2 separate regions of the Homo sapiens genome follow, and region 1 is linked to region 2. Evidence: read pairs that join two places in POLR2A ChIA-PET (ENCODE). Cell type or tissue: OCI-LY7. All regions are shown on one strand.

Evidence for each region. Peaks named below come from ENCODE experiments on the same cell type or tissue, not always from the same donor. Only the 100,000 strongest peaks of a DNase experiment are listed, where the experiment ranks them.
Region 1: POLR2A ChIA-PET joins it to region 2 with 9 read pairs; 3 of 35 experiments call an interaction of 5 or more read pairs at or near these places.

What each region holds. Positions count from the first base shown.
Region 1 is chr15:90,412,557-90,416,556 of GRCh38, forward strand. All of the region lies in intron 2 of IQGAP1 (IQ motif containing GTPase activating protein 1), which reads left to right. Among named protein-coding and RNA genes, the nearest start is that of IQGAP1, 26 kb to the left of the region's middle. RefSeq lists enhancers at 1-506, 1,805-3,004. In OCI-LY7, no CTCF peak of the experiment used is centred here; a DNase peak (open chromatin) is centred at 325.
Region 2 is chr15:90,709,057-90,713,056 of GRCh38, forward strand. The region is part of intron 2 of CRTC3-AS1 (CRTC3 antisense RNA 1); the gene reads right to left. Among named protein-coding and RNA genes, the nearest start is that of CRTC3-AS1, 6.1 kb to the right of the region's middle. In OCI-LY7, no CTCF peak of the experiment used is centred here; a DNase peak (open chromatin) is centred at 2,495; H3K4me3 peaks cover 796 bases; H3K27ac peaks cover 1,107 bases.

The sequences.
Region 1 (4,000 bases), 300 kb before region 2:
GGGAAGTCATCCTGATTCCCCTCTTTCTGCGTATGGTGAAGAATGCTTTATGGAATACTCTGCATTCCTTTCTCTCAAGACTTAGATTTACCATTACCATATGGAAATTTCTAGGCTGTTTCCAATGCCTAGGTGGTGCTCAGAAGTGTTAGTGGTTTAGTAGAATCCTAATTGTGGAGAAAGACAGCCAAATTTGGGAGGTTTTTAGCATAGAGTAACCCTGGCATTCAGGGATGTTTGCTGTGCAAGATGGGTGTGGTACCAGAGGAGCTGTTCCTGGAGGAACTGAATCTCAGTGGCTTGAAGTGGTCAGTTCCGGCATTGGTATGTTCCCCTTCTGTATTGCACAGAGCTGGGAAACCACTGAAGTCATGTGCTCTGCAGAACTTGTTCAACTGGTTTCCTCTCCACAGACCCCTAATTCAGATTTCCACCCTTATTCTTTTCTGCATATGCTCTTAGTCTGGGCTTGTTTTAAGGTTTACCACAGTAGAGTTCTCAGTATAGTTATTTATTTGTCTTGCTGAGTGTAGAGTGGGTAGGGCCAAGTATGTACTCCCTTTGAAAAGTGTTATCAGTAAGACAAGATAGACAGGTATTATGTAAATCATGGAGTGTCAGACTCCATTAGCAGGTTTATTTCTGTGGATCTAACCATTTCACCCCCACACTCATGTGTACATACACATATACATAGCTATCATTATTTAGAGCCTACTACTAGTTGCTGGGTGAGGTGTCAGAGCCCCGGCATTGGAAAGTAGTCAACTCACAGGTTGGTAGGAAGAATTTACTGACAGCAGTATAGGTTTGAAAAAGGAAAGTTTTATTAGAAAGAAGGAACTCTGCAGAAGAATGCCTCAGCAAGAGAGAACTGAGCTCGCGGTGGATTTTTCCTTAGGGTATTTATGGAACTTAAAGCAGGAGCTTAAGGGTAGTTTGGACCATATTAGCCAATAGGTCATGATAAATGATTACATTTTTAGACGTAATGTCAGCAAGGGTTGCACAGGGAGTTTCGGCATGGCATTCCAGAGATGTATAGAAAGTCTAGTTGCTTACAAATTTTAGGTTGAAAAGAGAGCTGGAACCAGGTGCCGATTTTAGATAACAGGGAAGTTAATTACTTCTAAATTCCTCAGATAAGAAGTTTTGCCTCTGAATGGTCTCCTTAGTGGACTCCAGGTGATCACTAGTATTTGGTATGTATCATCTCATTTAATCCTTACAACAACCTTATGAAGTTTGGTGTGTTGCTAATCCTGCTTTATATATGGGAAATGGAAGCTCAGAGAAGTTAGCGGGTAACATGTCATTCTTGGTTTTTCTTATGTCCTTCCCTCTTATCTCAGGGAGGAAGTGGGGTATATTCCTTTCTGTAGCTGGCTGCCGCCTCTGCTCTTCAGAACCTTGCTTTCTTTTGTTCTTATTCCTGTATCTTTAGCCCCTCCTTCACGTGTTCTTTTCTTGCAGACTATAAAAATATGCTTTTTCCACAATCATTTAAAAAAAATAAAAAGACACTTTCCCAGGACATGTCACCATCTCAGACTAACTCCTTCTCCGTTCCCCCTAGTTTTTCCTCTTCCTTTCTTACACTTCTAGAAAAAGAAGTTGGCTGGGTGCAGTGACTCATGCCTGTAATCCCAGTACTTTGGGAGATGGAGAAGGGGGCGGGGAGGGAGTTGGGGGTTGGAAGTCAAGAATCTCTTGAGTTCAGGAGTTCCATACCAGCCTGGACAACATAGTGAAACCTTGTCTCCATTATAAAAAAAGTAATAATAATAAAATAAAAATTAGAAAAAGAAGCCTACATTTGCTGCCTCTCCTTCCTACTTTTAGTTACTTTTCTAGTTATTTTAAATGGACTCCTGTGTCACCACTCCACTAAGACTCCCCTTACAGGAGCCAAAGATGACCTTGCTTGTGTGCCACATTCTTTTCTCTTCACCACCCGCCTCTCTGCAGCATTGAAAGCTGGTGACCTCTACCAGTTTGCTGATTTTTTCCTTCCGTGATTGCCATTGTGTGATTCTCTCCTGGTTCTTAACTTGATCACAGACGCTATCTTTGTCTCTTTCACCTCTTAAGTGTTGGTGTTCTCTGAGGCACAGTGCTTCAGCTTTTACATTTTTCTCCACAGCCTCTTTCTCTGTGGGCTTATCTACTCTTGTGGTGCCATTTTCCAGATTTAGGTCTTCAGCAACAGGTCTCCCTCCTGAGACCTGTGTTTCCAACTGCCTACAAGATGCCACTGTCTGGACGTCCCGTTGACATTTCAAGCTGAACATGTTTCAACCGTGAATTGCTCATCCTCTCCGGCTTTTGTGGGTGTCCCCATTCTTGTTTAATGGCATCATCTTTTATGTAGTCATCCATGCCGCAAGTCACCAAATCATCTTTTAAAAAATAAGAAAAAAACCTTCTCTTTTCGTTTTATAGAAGTGTTTGTAAGTTTGCTGTAGATGGTATATGGTGCCGGATTTTCTCCTAGAATTGTGTGTCAGAATGTGGGGCTTCTCGACACACTGGACAACAATGTTATTTTAAAAAATCTTTGCTAGTCTGATAGCTGAAGATGGTGATATTGTTACTTTACTTTGTATTTCTTTGGTTAGTAGTAAGATTGAGAAATTTTCTTATAAATTACTGGCTATATGTATATTTTATGAATTTTTAAATTTGTGTTTCTAGCATATTTTTCTAGGGAAATGTTTGCCATTTTATTTCAAGTGTTTAAAATGTATATACATGTAAAGATTATGGAATATTGTTAGCTCTTTGTTATATGTTGTGATTTTTTTTCCTCCAGTAACCTTTCCTGTTAAAGTTTTATTTAGTTTTTTAAAAATGGCCTTACAGAAGTTTAAATACTAGCCAATTTATCTTTTCCTTTCTGATTTCTGCTTCTGTAGTAGTGTTTGTAAACTTCTTTCTCATTTTAAGAGTATATAACTATTTTTTCTTTTTTAAAAAATTCTCTAATCCATTTGGTGTTTAATGTTAGTTGTGAACCGTGAGGTCTGGAGCTAACTGCTTCCCCACCCTCCATGCCCCCTGCCTTTTCAGTCATCTGTGAGATTTCACATCTTTCCCACTGCCCTTCTAATCCCCGTGCCTCATCTAACAGATTGTCAAATGGGGTCAATTCTACCTTTGTAATTGTTAATCATTCTCTTTCCACCATTGTCCCAGTTAAAGACTGTATTACCACTCACCTGGATTACCGAAATGTTTGCCTGATATTTCTCCCTTGAATCTGTCGTCCATGCTGCTGTCCAAGTTCTCCTTCTAAGTCTACTTGAAAACCTCCCATGGCTCCCATTCCTGCAGGTTAGATTACTAATCCAGATACTTTTACACCTACTTCTCTACCACAGTGACTTACCGTTCCCTGAATGTGCCATTTGTTTTCAGCCTTTTTTTTTGTCCTTTGTATTATGCTGTTCCTTTTTTGTTTTTTAATTTTTTTATTTATTATACTTTAAGTTCCAGGGTACATGTGCACAACGTGCAGGTTTGTTACATAATGTATACAGGTGCCATGTTGATGTGCTGCACCCATTAACTCGTCATTTACATTAGGTATGTCTCCTAATGCTATCCCTCCCGCCTCCCCCTACCCCACAACAGGCCCCAGTGTGTGATGTTCCCATGTCCCTACAAAGGACATGAACTCATCCTTTTTTATGGCTTCATAGTATTCCATGGTGTATATGTGCCACATTTTCTTAATCCATTCTATCATTGATGGACATTTGGGTTGGTTCCAAGTCTTTGCTATTGTGAATGGTGCTGCAGTAAACATACGTGCGCATGTGTCTTTATAGCAGCATGATTTATAATCCTTTGGGTACATACCCAGTAATGGGATGGCTGGGTCAAATGGTATTTCTAGTTCTAGATCCTTGAGGAACTGCCACACTGTCTTCCCCAATGGTTGAAGCAGTTTACAGTCCCTCCAGCAGTGTAAAAGTGTTCCTATTTCTCCACATCCTCT
Region 2 (4,000 bases):
ACACACCTGTAGTCCCAGCTAGTCGGGAGGGTGAGGTGGGAGAGTCACTTGAACTCAGGAGGCAGAGGTTGCAGTGAGCTGAGATGGCGCCACTGCACTCCAGCCTAGGTGACAAGAGTGAGATTGTCTATAAATATATACACATGTGTGTGTGATTTGTATAATTTATCCTTTTTTTGTATGTGTGCGTTTTTGTTTTTCTGGTTGTTGTAGCAGGAGTGACAACCTACTGATACCTACTACATCCTTCCTTGTGAATAACAACGTATATTCTCAGAAGAGCGTTGTTCTTACCACTGAATATCTCAGACTGCTTCTAACATATTCTTAGAAAACATAACAAAAGGCAGACTATGTATAACTTTAAGTTTAATTGAGATCTTTCTCCACCTACCTGGTCTCTTAACAGTGTTCTTTGTTTACTTTGCTCCTGAGTGGTTAGGAGTGTAAATATCTTACTAGCACAGTACATTGAAAATTCAATGTATTTGCTATAATAGGATTTGTTCTTCCTAAGGGCTTTATAAAATAAACCTCGAGTTTTTTGTATTTTTAAAAGTCTGAGCTGGGCACAGTGGCTCACACTTGTAATCCCAGCACTTGGGGAGGCTGAGTCAGGAGGATTGCTTGAGGCCAGGAGTTCAAGACCAACCTGGACAACAGCAGGACTGTCTCTACAAAAAATAAAAATAAAATGTCTGTATTTAATATTATTGATAGGTAACATTCTCACATGTTCAAATGTCAAAAAATATGAAAGGGTATACAGTGAAGTATTTCTTTTTTTTTGAGACAGAGTCTCACTGTCACCCAGGGTGGAGTGCAATGACACCATCTTGGCTCACTGCAACCTCTGCCTCCTGGGTTCAAGCAACTCTCCCACCTCAGCCTTGGACTAGAGGCGCATGCCACCATGCCCAGCTAAATTTTGTATTTTTAGTAGAGATGGGGTTTTGTCATGTTGGCCAGACTGCTCTCGAACTCCTGGCCCCAAGTGATCCGCCGGCCTCGGCCTCCCAAAATGTTGGGATTACAGGTGTGAGCCATCACGCCTGGCCACAGTGAAGTATTTCTATGACTCATTCCTCCATCTACCCAGTTCCCACTCCCAACAGGTATTCATGATTATTAGCTTCTTATTTATTAGAAAAGTTTAAATGAATATGCTAGCTGACACATATCCGAATCATTTTCCCCCATTCTCTAAATAAACATAGCATCCTATGGCTACTGTTTTGCAGTTCGCCTTTTTTTTTTTAAGTATAAACGGGAATTAATTGGCTTATATGACTGCAAAGTCCAGGACGTGGCTGCCAGTACAGCAGGATCCAGGGCCTCAGACAATTAATTCCACCAAAACCCAGCTTCTCTCCTTCTCTTGCCTGCACTCTCCTCTCCGGTGGCTGCATCCTCAGGCAGGCTCCCCTCCTAGTCCCACATCCAGGATGACACCTTAACAGTTTGGGAACTCCAACAGAAAGGGCACACCTATTACCACATTCCCGGTAGATTCTAGCCAAAGTCCTGTGGAGGGCTCTCATTGGCCCAGCTGGAGTCATCAGGCCAAGCCAGTAGGATATACTGATTGGCCAGGCTGACGTGGCAGGGCCACCCCTGGTGTTCCAGGCTTGAGAAGTCAGTCCCACATTGGCATGAGTTTCCTGGCTGAATTGAGAAAAGTGGCTCTCCAAAGCCGTGTCAGGCTGCTGTAAGTGGATGATTTTCCCCAGGCAAAGATTACAGATGTCTACTGCAAAAGGCAGTGTTTTTGATGTCTTTTTTTTTGGCTCTTTCATGCCAGGAAGCTGCTATTATGCCAAACGCATCTGTGGCTCAGGCCATACAGGACCAAACGAAAAGCCAAAGTTGTTTACATCTTTCCTATGATCTTGTTTTTGTGGGCGCCCAAAAAATTATATTACAAACCCTCCAACTAGTCCCAAGTCCATACCTCTAACTACCCCCTTTTTCTAACACAAAGCCAATATTTCCCCTGCCCTAAATTAACCCAAGGCTAGGTACTACAGAACCCCTAGAGATACCGCTAATCTCCAAAACCCACCAGAATTATTCAGACCACCCAGTCCCAAACTTTCCCTGCACTGCCTTGCCTTCCCTGCTGAAACGCTAATAAAGGTTCTCGTTTAAGCTTTCCCTTCACTCCCTTCTGCCTCCTGACCAAACCTGGTGCTTCTTCTCCATGTGGCCCTGCATGGCGTGGTGTGTCCCTCCTCTCAGGAAATGTGGATAAATTATTCCTTCAAAGCCACTAGTCTCTCTGTCATCAGTCAGTCGCTTCTATAAATTAAAATCCTACAGGTACAACTGAGAGAGGGGCTGCTGCGACTGAGTTTTCAGTCCTGGAAAACCACACTTTTTTTTTCTGTCTCTGCAAGGCTTTGGCAGTCTCTCCTCTCCACCCCCTTATTAATGCTGGCCTCTGTTTCACAGGTACCTCTCTACACGAGCAGGTGCAAATTGTCACTGATGGGGGAAACATGAAACAAACTCAGATGCCTCCAGGGACACGTGAGAAGCCACACTTGTTTCAGCCTATTGTTCTCTTGAGGGAATGTGGGCCCTGTGATGATGCTAGATCTTTCTTTTCTTTCTGTACCTTCCTCTCTTCTTCCCTCTCTCCTTCCTTCCCTCCTTCTCTCCTTCCCTCACACCCTCCCTCCCTTTCTTCTTTCCTCTTTTTTAAGAAAAACTGAAAATCTATTTCTGTTTTGATTGGAGCTTTTGTGTGTGTGTAAAATATGTTGTGTGTGTGTTTTTTTTTTCCACAGCAACTGCTTTTTGTGTGTGTGGTAAAATATGTATGAAATAAACTGCCATTTTAACCTTTTTATGAGTAGAACTCAATGGCATTAATTACATTCAAAATGCTGTACAGCCATTGCCACAATTTCTAAACTTTTTCATCCCCCCAAATGGAAACTATGAACCCAGTAAGCAATAATTCCTCATTCTTCCCTCCTTCCTACTCTCAGTTCCTGAAACCTCTAATCTACTTTCTGTCTCTATGAATTTGCCTATTCAAAATCTTTCATATAAATGGAGTCAGATCGTATTTGTTTTTTTGTGTTGGCATATTTGACTCAGAATGTTGTAGCATGTGTCAGAGCTTCACTCCTTTTCATGGCCGAATGATACTCCACTGTATGGATATACTACTTTTTTTTTTTTTTTTTTTGAGATGGAGCCTCGCTCTGTTGCCCAGGCTGGAGTGCAGTGGCACGATCTTGGCTCACTACAACCTCCACCTGCCAGGTTCAAGCAATTCTCCTGCCTCAGCCTCCCGAGTAGCTGGGGTTACAGGAACACGCCACCATGCCCGGCTAACTTTTTTGTATTTTTAGTAGAGACAGGGTTTCACTATGTTGGCCAGGCTGGTCTGGAACTCCTGACTTCAAGTGATCCACCCACCTCAGCCTCCCAAACTGCTGGGATTACAGGTGTGGGCCACTGTGCCCAGCTTATTAGATATACCACATTTTGTTTATTCATTCATCTGTTAATGAACATGTGGGTGAAATATGTCAATTTTTACTTGTTGCAAAAACAAAACACACCTTTTTTTTTTTTTTTTTTTTTTGAGACGGAGTCTCGCTCTGTGCCCCAGGCTGGAGTGCAGTGGCGCGATCTCGGCTCACTGCAAGCTCCACCTCCCAGGTTCATGCCATTCTCCTGCCTCAGCCTCCCGAGTAGCTGGGACTACAGGCGTGTGCCATGACACCTGGCTAATTTTTGTATTTTTAGTAGAGACGGCGTTTCACCATGTTAGCCACGATGGTCTCAATGTCCTGACCTCGTGATCTGCCTGCCTCGGCCTCCCAAAGTGCTGGGATTACAGGCATGAGCCACCGCGCCTGGCCAAAACACATCATTGTTAAATAACTCCTCAGGCTACCCTTCTCTATGGGAAAATGCAGAGTAAATCAACAGATTTTTAATAGCAAAATGGCCAAGGAAAAAGCAGGATAGAGACAACGCAAAG